Linked DNA regions of Homo sapiens: regions 1 and 2 are each linked to region 3. Evidence: chromatin contacts called from ENCODE Hi-C data. All regions are on one chromosome and are shown on one strand. The core of a region is the stretch at or near the end of the contact, and the rest is flanking DNA. Distances in the headings are between cores, read along the strand shown. Region 1 holds the start of ZNF302 (zinc finger protein 302). Region 2 holds the start of CEBPG (CCAAT enhancer binding protein gamma). Region 3 holds the start of LINC00662 (long intergenic non-protein coding RNA 662).

Region 1 (3,126 bases), core at 627-3,126, 6.9 Mb before region 3:
GATGGCACAGCAACTGGTGACAGAGGCTGGAGCGCACAGGAATGAGGAGGCAGAGAAGGAAGGTGGGATCAGGGAGGTAATGGCCTAATTGTACAAATAGGTCATTGCAGAAGTGACTCAGTTAGAACCACTGAAAAATTTTAGGTTGCGGAATGACAGGAATTTATATAACAATAGGACCATGGTCACAGCTGTACTGAGAACAGACTGATGAGGGTTAAGGGCAGATGCTGGGAATCCAGCTAGGAGGCTACCGCAATAATCCAGGTGGCTCGGACTGGGGTGGTAGTGGTGGTGGTGGTGATGGGCTAACTAATGGTCAGATGCTGTATACGGTGTATCGTTTAGATCCAAACTAGAGGACCTGAATATGAGTTATAAGTCAAAAGGAAGAATCAAGGATGACTCCAAACATCTCTTCACTTGAGACCACATGGTACAGTTTTGACAACCATAAACCGAATAACCTTACATTCCAAAGTTGCATTGTGAATTACAGTTTTAAAATGTTGGCAATCTAGAAAGTCTTCTAGCAGAAAACTGTAGAAAAGAGGAACACTGGGTGATGAGGACAATACCTTGGAGCTCTCCTGTGGGCTCCATTCTTCCTATAGTGAAAGGAACCATAGATCTAGTCCCTTAAATGGACTTGATTAGGTGGGAACAGGCAGGAGAAGCAAAGCAAACACACAGAGGCCTAATAAAGTGTTTCAGGAAGATTTGGGGACACACCGACTTACCTGAGACATTATTCTGCAATTTCCAATGGCCAACAGAGTCCCCTTTCCAGGTTCTTATCTTAGAGATGGGCAGTGTCCTGAGGGCACAGAAAGGCAGGAAAAAGCAGTCATGAAAAATCGGGCTTATCTTGCGGCACCTGTCACACACCTTAATGGAAAAGCACACTGGTAATCACTCGCCGGAGCGTCAATCTCTCCCTGGGAAGGAACAGGGTGTTTCTCCGCAAGGGCTATTTACCAGGTGCCACCTGCGGGGAAAATCAATTATTCTGTATACAAAAGACTCATAAAACAACGGTAACAACTTTATCAGCTCGTTCAGTCTTCACCACTTTGCAAGGTGTGCATTCATATTATTCCAGATTTTTTTTTTTTTTTTTTTGAGACGGAGTCTCGTTCTGTCTCCAGGCTGGAGTGCAATGGAGCGACCTCGACTCACTGCAACCTCTGCCTCCCGGGTTGAAGCGATTCTCCTACCTCAACCTCTCGAATAGCTGGGATTATAGACACGTGCCACCACGCCCAGCTAATTTTTTTTTGTATTTTTAGTAGAGACGGCGTTTCGCCATGTTCGTTAGGCTGGTGCGGTGGCTTACGCCTTTAATCCCAGCACTTCGGAAGGCGGAGGCGGGCGGATCGCTTGAGGTCGAGTTCTAAACCAGATTTATTTTTTAAAATGAAGACAAAACTGAAATTCCGAGATACTGAACCCATTTGTTCAAGGTTGCACAACTGAAAGCGCCGGCTTCATGACGACATAACCCAAAAAAAACTGTAGCTGGCGTCTGCTCTCGCGCCCACTTCGCTCTCACAACAGTGCCAAGAGGTCGGCGCCGTCATCACCCCGCGTTTACACGGCTCAACAGGAAGGCCAGGAAATGCCCAAGGCCCCGGCCGTGGTCAAACCGCGCGCGGACCCAGGGCCTTAGCCCCGCCGTCGCCGCGACCCACACTTGCCGGAGTCCTCAGCAGGGCCTCACCGTCCCGCAGGCGCCCCGAGCCCGCGCCTCCGCGGACCTGACGCGCCGCGTAGCTGGTGAGCGGGTAACGGCGGCCGACCTCCGGGAACGACACTGCCCCAAACCGTTCCTTAGCTTGGAAGCCGCCGCCAGGCCTGAAGCTATCGCGGGACTGACCCAGTGCACCGCCCACGGCGAACCACATTTCCCAGAATCCTCCCCCTGCGGTACAAATGTCCCGGAAGCCGCGAACCGCCGGCACCCGAAGACCACACTTCCCAAGGGTCTCTGCGGCTGCGCGGACCTGGTGCGCCGCGGGCAAACCGGTCACGGCTTTGTAAGTAGCTTAACCGCCTGGGGCCGTCGACCTAGAGCCGGCCAGCTAGGACCATGCGCAAATTGTCCTGGGGCACACAGTCGTCCTCTGGTGAACGATACAACTCGAAACCAAGGGACACCCTCTACTTATAAGGGCCATGGCGCCCGGACCAAGAAATTACATTTCCCAGAAAACTGCAGCCGTGCCAAGGTCTTCCGGGTCATTCCTGCGCTCACACAAACGTTTCCCTCCGAGACATGGGCAGCCCTTGCTGGTACCGCGCAAGTGCTCGCCGTTGCTAGCAAAGGGGCTCCTCTCATCCCAAACCCTGCCGCTATGCTGTTCACCTTCAGGTCTTTTTTTTTTTTTTTTTTTGGCACTCATTTGCCCAAGACGATAACTCACAAAACGCCCTGTGGCCCGACTGTCACGACTGTAGTTCGCCAACCAAGGGCATTTCCTGGAAATGCAAGGGGACACGTATCTGTGACACTAATGGCCGTTCTGACGTGCGTTACGCCCCTGGAAGGACTTGGAAATACTGAACTTGAGTGAGCACTGGGAGGATGGAGACCCTCATCCTGGGAGGAGTCACTCCTCCCGCAGCCATCACAGCCTGACGCCCCCTCTCCCCAGAAGTGCTTCTTAGGCCCACCCAAAAGGGCAATGGACCTCTCTGTATGCAAGCCAGAGCAGTCTACTGTTTGTGTATATTTGGGTTGTTTACTTTCTTTTTAACACTTAAATGTTAATTGACTTCAATCATTTTTAAAATTATAAATAGTGTCGCTATAGACTTTTTTGTACTTATTAAGTACTGACCTGCATGATCTTCGTGAAGCAGTGCTTCTGTTACCAGAAAGGGGTCCGGATCCGACCCCAAGAGAGAGTTCTTAGAGCTCACGCAAGAAAAAATCCATGGGAGAGCACAGTGCAAAGCCAAAGCAAGTGTATTAAGAAAGTAAAGAAACAATGGGTACTCCATTGTTAGAGCAGCAGCTTGGGCTGCTGGACTAGGGATACTTGTATTTATTGCTTGATGATGTGCTAAACAAGGGTGGATTATTCATGAGTTTTCCAGGAAAGAGGTGGGCAATTTCAATTTCTC
Region 2 (2,794 bases), core at 184-2,683, 5.6 Mb before region 3:
TGAACCAGCCAAGTGTGCCCACCAAAAGCAGGAATCAAGAAGCTGAAATATGCTTCAGCTCCCTTGTACCCTGTAATTATTTAGCCTTGTTTACAGCAACTTTTTCCAGAAGCAGAATCGACCTTATGAACAGCTTATCCCAAATACTACTCAAGGGCTAACAGATGACCACATCTTAAATATCAAGAGCTTCTAGGTGTAGAATGTCTTCGTAAAGCAAGCCCTTATAGGATTTTCTTTTAAAATTTTCTCTGGGAGTCACATTTCTTTGGGAGAAGTCTGCCTTAAGTGACAACCTATTCATATAAGCAGTCAATTCTGACACAACTACCAATTTTGGTGTCACCCATCAACATTGAGACCTTTCTAAATCTTATACATTTCAGGATGCCAGATTACAGTATAAACTTCAAACAAGAGGAAAACCCAACACGTAAACCTGCGGAAGAGAAGCAACACACCAGCTGCCCTGGAAAACACTCTCCTCCCCCCGCGACACATGCATTTCCATCCTTCGCATCTGGTCACCTCCGCTGGCTGTCGGCCCTGCTCCGCTCCCTCCAACTATGCCTGCGAAGTGCTTCATTTCTTCTCTATTCGACCCGTAGGTGTTGCGTGTTCTTCTAAACTACGTTCAACAGTAAAGTGCAGGACATTCCAACAGCTCCACAAAGAAGCAAAATATTATCTCTGCAAAGTCATGCATTTAAAAACCAGTTGCTTTCCCTATTTTATTGATCAGTCTTTGAACTTCTGAACAGATTTTCGATCACCGCAAGCTGAGCCCTTCTAGAAGATCAGGATTCTAAAGCTCGACTCGGTCCACCTTCTGCTATTCTGGGAACACCCTTCATCCCCAGGGGCCAATGCGAGCCTGGCGGGTCACAGCGCCCGTTTCACCGAGAGGGGGCCGGGCTCCGCAGGGGGCATTCCCCGGCCGTTCGCGCGCTCCCGGCCCGCCGCGAGGGGCGCCCCGGGCAGCGCGGGGGTCGACGGGCGGCGCCGCAGCGCTGGGCCGCGGCCAGGAATGAGCTCAGCGTCCCCGCCGGGTGTTGCCGGCAGGTTGCATCAGACGCCGCGCGGCGCCGCCGCCCGCGCCTCCAGCCTCGCGTGGCCTTCCCGGGCCAGCGGGCCGTCTGGGGCCGGGGCTGGGTTTCCCCGAGCCGGGCCCGCACCCAGTCGAGCGGCCGGCGTCGCCGCGGCCTCCTCCTCCCCGTTCTCAGGGCGCCCGCCGCAGCCTCCTTACCTGCTCCTCTAGCCCGCCTGCCCCCAGGCGGCCTCCACTCCGAGCGGCCCCGCGCGGTGCGGCCCGAGCCGACCCAGGCCTCACAGCCCGCGAGTCAGCGAGGAGGAGCGACGGTTACGAAACCGGCAGCCTCCGCCCGTTCCGCAGCCGCGGCCACCGGCTTCCCCTGCTCGCCGGGGCCGCGCGCGCCGCCGCCGCCATCCCGGCCAATGGGAGCGCCGGCCTGCCGGAGGCACCGCCTTCTCTCGCGACGGGCAGCCCAGTCGACCAATCGTGGGCAGGCTGGCGGCGGGAGGCGGGCCCACGGTGGGGGAGTGGGTTCCGCGCGGCTGGCTCGGCGGGTGTGGCGGGAGCAGGGAGCTGCTTGCTGCGGCGTCCGCGGTCCCTAGGCAGCTCGCCCGGGCTGGCGGCGGCCTAGTGCTGTGGACGACTCAAGTTCGAGTCGGAGGCTGAAAAGCCGTCACCTTGTGGAGGCCAGACGTGCCTTTGGAAGCATTTTCTGAGGTGGTTTTGTGAACCACCGGCGACTGTTTTGGTTTCGCCGCGTCCCTTGGAAGCCCCCGCGGCGTCCCTCACAGAGTTTCTGCGAACGGAACGCCCCGCAGGCGGGCGGGCTTTGTCGCCGCAAAAAGAGTGGAGGCTGACGCGGTGGCTCCCGCCTATAATCTCAGCGCCGAGGGAGGCCGAGGCGGGAGAATGGCTTGAGCCCAGGCGTTGGAGAACCAGCCTGGACAACATAGCGAGACCCCATCTCAGTTACTAATTTTTAAAAAATCGAATGAACCCAGATGTTTCACACATAGGATTAGCATTGATGTCACATGGGTGAAATCCATGTGCTGCAGGCTGTGCTTTGTTGTTAGGGTGAGATGAAGTGAATTTCTTAAAATGATTCTCTTTGGGTGCCTTCCAGGTGCATGGGTGCGAGGTGATCTCTGAAAATAAGCAGCGATCCAGTGTGACTTAAAACTCGCCAGGAGAACCCGAAAGCGTTTTTTTTTTTTTTTTTTTTGAGACGGAGTCTCGCTCTGTCGCCCAGGCTGGAGTGCAGTGGCGCAATCTCGGCTCACTGCAAGCTCCGCCTCCCGGGTTCACGCCATTCTCCTGCCTCAGCCTCCCAAGTAGCTGGGACTACAGGCGCCCGCCACTACGCCCGGCTAATTTTTTGTATTTTTTTAGTAGAGACGGGGTTTCACCGTTTTAGCCGGGATGGTCTCGATCTTCTGACCTCGTGATCCGCCCGCCTCGGCCTCCCAAAGTGCTGGGATTACAGGCGTGAGCCACCGCGCCTGGCCCCGAAAGCGTTTTAACACCAGGAAGCAGCAGCTCGCTGGGCGGAGGGCAGAACTCGCCTGATAGGTTTAATTGCTTCCTCTTTAGCAACGCGTATCGTTCAAACAATTGAGGCTTTGAAAGAGGAAATGTTTCTTCAGCGCCCATGGAACCGGCTCGCCCCGTAAGATTGTTTCGAGGAATCAGTAAGATGATAAAGCAATAAATAAAAATTAAAAGGGGTCACAACGGTGAACAATGGGCTGGGCGCGGTGG
Region 3 (3,022 bases), core at 150-2,649:
TCTTCCTTCCTTTCAGCCAAATCTGGAAGAAAGGCACCTTGCCTAGAGCAGTGTTCCTGGTACCCAGGCCTCTGTGGGCATCCTTCAGCACAAAGACCCTCTCCAAGGGGGGATGGGCTGGCCCTCCCAGGACCACCAACCCACTTCCAGAAGCCCATGGGTCATCCCCACCTTCACCTGACTGGGCTGTCCCTGACGCTAAGGCCCAGCAGCACGAAGGGGATTCCACACAAATCAGGGCAGTAGGCTGCTCTCTGGCGGCACTGGGGGCTTAGGGTCTGGCCAGCCTGTCCCTGGCTCAGGACACATGCCTGGAAATTAGGGTTTTCTCCTCTGCTCTTAGCATCTCCTGGGTAAACCAATAATTACTCTCCCTCATGTCTCAAAATTCACATCTATCTAAAAGGCGCTAGTGAGGGTGACATTTCCAGGAAGCCATAGCCCATGTCACCCCCTGCAAAGCTGTGACCTTTTCCGCGGGCAGGCCAGGCGGCGGAGTTCTCCCAAAAGCGGATGAACTGGCACTCTGGCTGGAGAAAGCAGAGAGCAGCAGCACAATGGACAGCGTCTGGGACCTCAGGCCGATTCCACAGCAGCTTAGGAAAGCAGGAGGCCCCCTGGGCGGGAGGAGGCTTGATGCTCTGGAGGGAAACGGAACTGAGCAGCGGGAGGTGGGGTGAGCCTGAGACCCGACCGATTTTGGCAAAGGCGAGGCGCACTTTGCAGTATCATACTCTCCTCACTGCCCAGCCCAGACCTGCCCTTCAAGTCCCTCTATGGACTCACTCCCCTTAGCCAGGGGTGGCACAGATTCAGTAGCCAGCATGGGTTTGGAAACAGAGGTCAACACCGCCCTGCCCCTCCCTGCGGGGCTGCGCAACACCCTTGAACCCTGCGCATGCTGAGACTGTAGTCCCATAGCCCTGCGACCAACGGCCGGAAGCAGCTAAGACACTATTACCAGCATGCCCGGCAGGAGGGCACCGCGCTGCCCCCCCCCCTCAAGGGACCAGCATCATCCCCACTCCCGTAGCATACTGGGATTGTAGTCCCGCAGCTCTGCCACCAACAGCCAGAAGCAGTTAAAAAACTGTTCCTCTCAGCATGCCCTGCAAGGCGCGCACCGCTGCTGTACCTCCCTTAACGTATCCGTAACCTCCCTCAACGTATCCGTACCTCCCTCAACGTATCCATACCTCCCTCAAGGTATCCGTACCTTCCTCAAGCTATCCGCACCACCCTCTCTTCCATTTCATGCGAAGATTGTAGTCCCGCAGCCCTGCGACCAGCGGCCGGAAGCAGCTAAGATGCTACTGCTCCCAGCATGCCCCGCGAGGCGCGCACAGCACAGGCCCTCTCTCAAGGTCACCACCTCCACTCCCGTTGTATGCTGGGATTGTAGTCCGGCCGCCCTGTGACTAACGGCTGGAACCGCCTAAGACACCACCCCAGCCAGCATGGCCGGCAGGAGCGCACCGCGCTGTCTCCCTCCAGGGATCCGCACCGCCCTACAATCCTGCTTTGTGCTGAGATTGTAGTCCTGCAGGCGTACAACTAACAAGCTGGGTGCAGATAAGAGACTACAGCTCCCCGCATCCCAAGCAAAGGTCCCTCCTCTACGGAGCCCCTCCACGCGTCCACTGCGGTTCCGCCGTGCCAAGGGGAGCTTGGCTGTTCACGGGCCTCACCTGCTAGCGAGAAGATAGCTTGGCCGGGCGGCTGATCTCACCTTGTAATTCTGACACTGTGTCTCCCGGGCTTGTCGGCTTCATGACTTGTGCCCAAAGTTTGATTTCTCGCAGACCAGGTAAAAGCCAAGAGGCTCTCATAGGCGCCTTGGCAGAGTTGCCATTGGAACGGGCGTCCTCTAGTAGCTGGGATCTCCCCGCCCCTTCCTCCTGAGGGGCCACTCCTTTCTGCCCCACCCTTCTTATTGCCCCACCCTTTGCCACACTCCTTCAGAGATGCGCAGTGCTGCCCCTTTCTATGGGCAGGGCCGAAGGTCCGCGTGTAAAAGTACCCAGTCCCTGGTAACCTGACACTTCCCTTTTAAAAGCCACCTTTTGTCTATCTCTGGCCTGCCACGATTCTTCCTGTGCTCCATAGGAGGACCCATTGGACCCCCGGGCTGGCTGCAGGGCCCACACCTGGGTTAGACCTCGCACAGGGACGCTGCTGCCACTGTAATAAAGCGTGCCTACACGCTTCTGAAACTGGTGTAGGAACAACCTCAGTTCTGTGAAAGGCGGACGCAGCAGGACAGAATCTCCGTGGACATCTGTCTGGAGGAGCAATTTTACTGCGACATTTTAAAGAAACAAATTTAATTGATTTCCAAGGTAAGAAATTAAACCTTGAAAACTAAACTGAAAAGTCATCTGTGTTTGACAAGTCAGACTTTCTCCAAGAAGAAAACTAAGGAGTGCATATTTTCCATTATTATAAATAGTGAAAATGAGAAATCATAGCAACTCCCTGGAAAATCTTGCTCTGCCAGTTTTCTAAATCACAGTAGGGCCTCGATATGGTTTTATTTGTTTTTGTTTTTGTTTTGGAGTGTGTTCACCTTTTGAATATAAGAATTTGCGGTTTTGACCAAGTTTTTAAATTTTCAGCTATTGTTTATTTGTTTTTGTATTATATTTAATTTTTCTGTCTCTCCCTCTCTGTCTCAGACTCAATCATTTCACAGGTCTCTTAGGCCTCTTTTCATTTTCTTTAAACTTGTTTCAGTCTTCAGATTGGATGGTTTATATTGCTGTCTTCTGTTTCTACTCTGTAAACTAAAAGTTCTTTTTATTTTATTATTTTATTGTCTTCTATTTTACTCTTTTTATAATTTCCATGTCTCTGCTGAGACTCTACATGAGTTAATTCATTATGAGAATATTTTCCTTTACCCCCATGAACGTACTTATAATAGCTGCCCTGAAATACTTGTCTGCTGATTACATCATCTCGGACATCTTAGAAATAGCTTCTGCTGCCTGCTTTTTATCTTGTGTATAGTTTGCATGTTACA

Evidence for each region. Hi-C counts contacts between places; a loop is a spot of excess contacts on that map. Pooled maps may share reads with other maps.
Region 1: a pooled map shows a loop between it and region 3 (20-fold over the local background). The contact joins the promoter of ZNF302 here to the promoter of LINC00662 in region 3. A Hi-C loop is called at or near these places in 7 of 50 pooled maps.
Region 2: a pooled map shows a loop between it and region 3 (15-fold over the local background). The contact joins the promoter of CEBPG here to the promoter of LINC00662 in region 3. A Hi-C loop is called at or near these places in 2 of 37 single-sample maps with no recorded cell type and 7 of 50 pooled maps.

Annotation. Positions count from the first base shown.
Region 1 is chr19:34,676,428-34,679,553 of GRCh38, reverse strand. ZNF302 (zinc finger protein 302) reads right to left here and starts at 1,876. Exons shown (of 5, transcript NM_001289187.2): 1 at 1,451-1,876; 2 at 741-817. The coding sequence starts at 749. It overlaps SCGB2B2 (secretoglobin family 2B member 2), which reads left to right and starts at 2,395. Exons shown (of 4, transcript NM_001025591.4): 1 at 2,395-3,126. It also overlaps the pseudogene ZNF807P and the pseudogene SCGB1B2P. RefSeq lists enhancers at 1-252, 1,110-2,006, 2,138-2,197, 2,248-2,347, 2,007-2,904 and a silencer at 1,628-1,687.
Region 2 is chr19:33,372,348-33,375,141 of GRCh38, reverse strand. It overlaps CEBPG (CCAAT enhancer binding protein gamma), which reads right to left and starts at 1,433. Exons shown (of 2, transcript NM_001806.4): 1 at 1,247-1,433. RefSeq lists a silencer at 837-1,646.
Region 3 is chr19:27,792,317-27,795,338 of GRCh38, reverse strand. LINC00662 (long intergenic non-protein coding RNA 662) reads left to right here and starts at 1,399. Exons shown (of 3, transcript NR_027301.1): 1 at 1,399-1,807; 2 at 2,107-2,339. It overlaps LINC02987 (long intergenic non-protein coding RNA 2987), which reads right to left and starts at 1,908. Exons shown (of 7, transcript NR_146733.1): 1 at 1,730-1,908. RefSeq lists enhancers at 1-20, 1,187-1,666.